Regions from separate parts of the Homo sapiens genome. Here region 1 is linked to region 2. The links are chromatin contacts, found by Hi-C or POLR2A ChIA-PET in ENCODE. All regions are on one chromosome and are shown on one strand. The core of a region is the stretch at or near the end of the contact, and the rest is flanking DNA. Distances in the headings are between cores, read along the strand shown. Region 1 overlaps DYM (dymeclin). Region 2 overlaps DYM (dymeclin).

What was found. A loop is a pair of places that touch in the nucleus more often than their neighbours do. ChIA-PET counts read pairs that join two places held with the same protein, here RNA polymerase II (POLR2A). Pooled maps may share reads with other maps.
Region 1: a loop to region 2 is called in a map of endothelial cell of umbilical vein, with 2.2 times the contacts of the local background. The contact joins two enhancer-like sites. A Hi-C loop is called at or near these places in 2 of 168 maps with a recorded cell type or tissue (endothelial cell of umbilical vein and mammary epithelial cell), 1 of 37 single-sample maps with no recorded cell type and 6 of 50 pooled maps. POLR2A ChIA-PET finds 5 or more read pairs at or near these places in 2 of 52 experiments (both activated naive CD4-positive, alpha-beta T cell).

The regions. Positions count from the first base shown.
Region 1 is chr18:49,040,391-49,043,672 of GRCh38, forward strand. It overlaps DYM (dymeclin), which reads right to left. Exons shown (of 18, transcript NM_001353214.3): 18 at 1-3,282. All of the region lies in intron 4 of DYM-AS1 (DYM antisense RNA 1), which reads left to right. Among named protein-coding and RNA genes, the nearest start is that of MIR4744, 7.7 kb to the right of the region's middle. Within about 2 kb of position 1,746, at least 3 of the 41 ENCODE cell types and tissues checked have a DNase peak (open chromatin) inside an H3K27ac peak, as active enhancers do.
Region 2 is chr18:49,226,406-49,229,368 of GRCh38, forward strand. All of the region lies in intron 13 of DYM (dymeclin), which reads right to left. Among named protein-coding and RNA genes, the nearest start is that of MIR4744, 180 kb to the left of the region's middle. Within about 2 kb of position 1,531, at least 3 of the 41 ENCODE cell types and tissues checked have a DNase peak (open chromatin) inside an H3K27ac peak, as active enhancers do.

The DNA.
Region 1 (3,282 bases), core at 496-2,995, 190 kb before region 2:
TTTGAGTGGGAACTCTGAATAGCTATACGCTAATGAGATTAAATTTTATGCTTTAATTCATACAAAATAAATATGCATTATTTGCTGTGGATTGTGTGTTATAATCTACTTCTCAGTTCTTCATATGCATAGCTAGCTTAGCTCTTCATCACTGAATAGAAACTGACCTCTTTGACTCCAGGAGGTGATGTAGGACACTGGAATTGTTCTGAATTTGGAGTCAGAAGGCCTAATAATCAGTCCCTAAAATCAAGTGGCAACTACTGATATTGCAGGATAGTGCCTAGGAAAGAATTAAGAGACCCAAAGGGTTGACCTTGCAGAGACTCCAGCCTATGAAGTATCAGCAAGTGCCAAAAATTTATGGCTCTGCAAAAAAGCACAGGGTGACTCAATTATGCAGAGAGCTCTACCACCCAATGCAAAACCCTGGCTCCCGGAATCTAAAGGACGAAATGTTGCTTAAAGTATGATATATTAACAATTCCAGTGCTTAAAAGTTTCCCTCACTAAATATTTCTCTTGGATGTACCTTAGCAAGCTCTTAGGAAGTTGCTGAGTGTTCTGATGCTGGTCCTGTGTCCTTTCCACTTTCTATCGTCTACTTCCCAGCTCCTGTGCTTTCCTTCCAGAGAGAACTGTGTGTGCAGTGTACTTTCTATGCTTCACCTTCAGGGACCTTCTCTTCTTTCCTTTCTCTGTCTTTGTCCTTGAGCTGTGTTGTCTGCACTGCTGAATGGTGGCAGTCCTGCTGCAAGGTTGTTGTTCATAGATTGTATGACACCAGCCTCAACGGGTGACTGTGGGAACTAGAGTTAGAAATCTGAAGCTCTTCTGCAAAGTGCCTTGAACTCTTGATAGGGAAGATGCTATTGAAAGGGACAAATTCTTTTAAAAGTAAATATTGTGGCAGAAGTCTTTGTTGATAAAATGACACAATGCAGTAACAGCTTCAGATCTGGGGTAAAATCAGATGCCAATTTCCATCTGAACACACGATGATCCTGTGTTGCATCATTACACATTTTTACTTCGTGTAAAAATTTCTAAGCAAACTAATACTCAAAATTAATGCAAGTATAATGAAAGTTTATCATTCAGATTTATTGCCATATAATAAATCTTTCACAAAAATCAGGAAGAAGCCTCTGGTGACTTTGCAGAGCTGAGGCAGTGATGCACGTGGTGGGGCCTCCCTCCTGAGCGGGAACCAGGACTGGGAGCATCACTTGCAGGCCTCCATGGAGGCTGCTGCCCCAGCTGAGCTGTTAGCTAGTGAGTGCTTCTACTGTGTGATGAATGAGAAAAGGGAAAGAGGGGAGGGCAATCAGGGTTCTGGGGGCACCTCAGTGAGCCCAGAGGCCTGGAGGAGAGGCTGTATGATTCCCCAGTCAGGCCTTCCTTGGGAGTGTGCCCTCTGTCAAGATGACTGGGTTTTTGAAGGGCCTCATTTCCTCACACAACAAGCACTGACAGTCCTGCAGCCCAGGGACTGTCCTGTGGCACTGCCCAGCCCTCAGACTCAGAGGACAGTTCTGTGGTCCTGCCAGAAGCTCAGCTGTTCCACATGACCCTTAAACATTTAAACAATTTTTTGGTTTAAAGGAAAAGGAAGCCAATCAAAATGCTTTGGAAACAAATTAAAGTTGCAAATTATTTCCCCACATAGTAAATACATATCCTTGCTACCTGAAATGATAATCATCACTCCCCCTGCTGGCTGAGAGCGCTTCTCCTCCTTCAGACTGGCTCTGCCACAAAGCTAAGTATTAGTAGAAGTTGTTGCCAAGCCTCACCTCTAGCCTGTACATGGGCTCTGAGGTGAACACAGGAGTCAGAGTCCCCACTCCAGCAGTGACTGGAGGAGGCCTGACAGAACAAGCCCCTTGGGGACAGGAGGCAAGCTGCACTCACCTCTGGGACCCCACCCGGGATGGGCGCTCCACGAGTCCCTTGGCCTTAGGGAACCTCTGTTTCATTCCATCCAGACGAGGATAGGGAAGCTTCCTGCCCTACCTCGACAGCCTCTAAGAGCACAGCTTGGCCAGGCCTTCCCGTGTGGAGCCCACACAGTGGTGCACTGAGAGGCTGCCAGTGTTTTGACCTTTTACAGAGCTTGGGGTGACTGAGAATGGTTCCTCCGAGGCCCTCGGAAGATTTGATGGACTCAAATAACACGGGCCTGCAGCCCTGGGACACAGGACAGGAGAAGCCAGCCCTGACACAGATGAGCTGGCAGTGGATTCGAACAGTGTGCTCAGTCTCGTCTGGGCTTTTGTGCTTTCTATGTTGAAGACCAAATACTTTTTCTTTGAGAATGAAACTAGGCTCCTTATCTAGACTGTGAAGGGGCCCGTGAGGACACAGAGTGTGACTGGAAAGGAAGGTCCCAACTGGCCCTCAATGTGGCCCCAGTGGCTGTTTCCCTGCAAGAAGCTCCTTCCTCCAGCTCAGGCACCAACACACGGATCACACCGGCCCAGAAACAAAGAGCAAAACATGCTTTTCATCCCACGTGGAATACAGTATGAACAAATTACTCTCCTTTTTCTATTAGTGTGGGTGAAGGAAAAAGACTGTTTTCAAATGAAGCTTTTCTTTTTCCCAATGATTAATACAGAGTAGATTAACTTAATTTGTGCTAGACTCCAATTTAATTCCAGCAACAGTTCACAGGCCATATTCACAGAAAAGTTAATCTGGGCTTCATGAGAAGTAGCCATTTTCTTTTTCTTTTCTTTCTTTTTTTTTTTTTGCGAGACAGGGTCTCACTTTGTGGCTCAGGCTGGAGTGTACTGGCACGTTCTTAGCTCACTGCAGCCTTGAACTCCTGGGCTCAGGCAATCCTCCTACCTTAGCCTCCTGAGTAGCTAGGACTACAGGAATGTGCCATCATGCCTGGCTAATTTTTAAGTTTTTTGTAGAGATGGGATCTCACTATGTTGCCCAAGCTGGTTTCAGATTCCTGTGCTCAAGGGATTCTGCTAACTTGGCTCCCCAAAGTGCTGGGATTACAAATGTGAGCCACTGTATCTGGCCCATATTCTTTTTTAAGAAAAGATGCAGAGGTGTTAAATATTAATATCAAATTGTCCAGGCATGGTGTTTATGAAATTGTGTGCCCTCTGACAGGCAACCAAACACACACGACTTCATTTCTTTATTAATTCCTGCCTCATCATCTTTTCTCATTGATGCTCCTTAATGTCAAAGGAATCTCTCTCTCTCACACACACATAAGACCAAAACAAATATCTTGAACATGCAAAAAAATAGTCTACG
Region 2 (2,963 bases), core at 281-2,780:
CTCTGCAAATGCCCAATATGGCCATGCAGCAATGTGAAGCTGGCTTGGTTCCCAGCAATGCACAGTTTGCTATATGGCTTGAAGTTGTATTTCAATGTGTTAATAGCATGTTGCTGTCTACTCTACTTGTGGTCTAATAAGCAAGGTCTAAAACTCCACAAATGCAGACATTCATTTGAAATTTCCTTCTGGCACTTTCTTGTGATGAATATAGAGTTAGGGTGAAGGGAACTCTAATGGAGATTTCATAAGAACAAAATTTACTTGAAAATAATTTATTGATTAGATTTGTTTACAACTTACATTTTGAAAGAAGCATTTCAATGTCATTATGTTCCTCTTTGTACCAAAGGAAATGGTGGATGGACAGAGCACACATTAAAACTATGACTCCCACAGATGCCAAATTGGTTCCAGTGGGAATGCAGTTGACTAAAGGAAAAAAAGACCTAAAGCACATGCTCATTACAAAAATAGCCATCAAAGACATATAATTCAGCCTGAAAATATTACAATTTACCTTTTAATGTCATCCAGAGAAATTAAGATACTTGTTTTAAAAAAATCTAGACTTTGGGGGACATGAATGATGACTATATGCTAAAATCAAAACTGTTCTTCAGTCCACACCCATCTGTCTGCACTGAATAATCTGAGGCATAAACACTAAGAATGTAATGGAAAAATTGAGTTCACAAATAAACAGGTATAAAATAGCACATTCAGCACATTTTATGATCATCAAAAAGCTTGCTCATTTTTAAAGTCATTATTTTGTACAAACTGCCTCTTGGCAAAACGATTTATAGCCATTATAAAATTCTTCCTAAAAAACTGAGCTCTAAGTTATGATTCTTCAACATCCATGCCACAAATATTAGATCAGTGAAGTTAGATAATCTGGAGCCATGAAATAAGGCCAATTCTGCTGAGAGTGATTAAATATTTATGTCATATCCTTTCTATAGCAGAGCAGTAAAAATACACACAAGATAAAATGCTACATAACGGTAAGAGTTTAAAGTCTATTGGAGTCATTAAAATAAGAACAAGTTTTCATATATATACACAGAAATTATGCCATTAAGTCATTATCAGAAGACCATCTCAGAGTCATTTTTCAGTTGTGGTCATGGATATACACGGAAACATCCACAGTCTCTCACCCTTGTACTCAGAAGGGTGTGGTGATACACACTAAACCCACATCTGTGAGCTGGCAGGTGAGGATTGTGGGAGCTGTCTGTCACAGGAATGTAGTCATCAGAAATTGAAGCTTGCTGAGGTGGATGGGTGGAGATGAAAAGACTGATCTTGGTCTCACCAGTCCAATGTTCTAACCACTCTAATTGAAGTATCAGCCTGACTGCCATAGTGACTGAGGCATATACCTCAGCATCTTCTCCAAGCAAAAAAGACAAGCTATGCAGTCTTTTGCCTCTGGTCTTTGCACCTGCTGCTGACTATCTGGAGATACTTCTTCAATCTCCGTATCCTCTGGAAAACTCCTACTCTTCACTAAGTGTGACTCTTCTATGAGGCCCTCCCCGATTGCTACATGCACATTTTGGTGCTCTCCCTTCTAGGTTCCCACTGTGCCTTATGCTTCCTACCAACATGCAACTTCACAAAATGAATTTGTAAATGGCTTTATTGTCTATCTCCCCTCTCAATAATCATAGAATCTTTGAGGGCAGATGTTGAGTTTTTATTTTAGTTTCTCTATACCCACTATAGTGCTTGGCATAAGAAACCACCATATTTATTAACTGGAGTAAATGGACAAAAACTAATGTTCCATATTCAATGATCCACAAGTCATCTTATGTATGGGAGTTCTATGCATCATCATTACCTTTATATTAGACTGACAAGCACAATTTAGGCTGGGCTGGGATTCAGAGTCATAACCATAAACATAAAATTACTTCCTTCCTTAGGAGTAAGCAAAGGCCTATAAATCACTGGCAACAGGAACTTACACAATAATTCCCAAGGTCTTAACTGCTCATTTCTTAAAATCTTAAGAAAACCCCACAATTTGGACATTTTGCAGACGGAAGTGAGAAAAATTCAATCATTATAATCATCCCTGGTCCCCAGCCAAAAGGAAAGCTTTCTATTTTCTTCCAGCAGAATAGAGAACTAGAATAACATGATTAATCTCACAGTTGGCCAAACTGAAATAGTTCTGAAGACTTTATAGTTATCACTTTATTCATTCTATGAATTATTTCAGATTATTTTAAATCAAAATCCGCAATACTTCTACCAACCTCTAGAACTAGGGTCCCTTATGAAGGCTACCTATCCTTTTTCAGGTAAAAGTTGTAACTGTTGGATATAGGAAATGGGTGAGGTGCAATGAAAGAGATCATGATGGGGGTTGGGAGGAAGTTTACTGTGGATAGGAAGACAAGCTAAAGTGCATTTTTGGTGGCCATTCCTAGAAGGTGAAAACTGGGTCCAAAGAAGACCTAAATTCTGATGAAAAGGACACAGGTTCTTATTTATCTCACATCTGAATAAACAGTTATTAGTTATTCAACTGTTCCCTTTATCTCTATTTTGTACATAATTTTTAAGAAAATTAACCAATGGTTACTCATCAGTTTATAATCTAGTTGAAGATGTAAAGTATACACATACTTACTAAAAGTTAAACACGAAAACAAGACATAAAATGATTCTATATTATTTATTATTTGACAAATAATAAAACTAATTTTAGATTTATTAACCTAATAATCTAATAATTCCAAATTACTTGACAAATAATAAATCTATTAGACAAAATAATAAATCTATAACAATAAGAGGTATAAGAACAGGGACAAAATAAAGTACTGTGGTCTATAAACAAGTATCAGGGGAAAAATGATAAATGGGAATTATAGATTATTTGAAATGTTGAGAAAAAACAAGCCACAGCCTGGAAGAAATAAATGTTTGCAAAACAACAT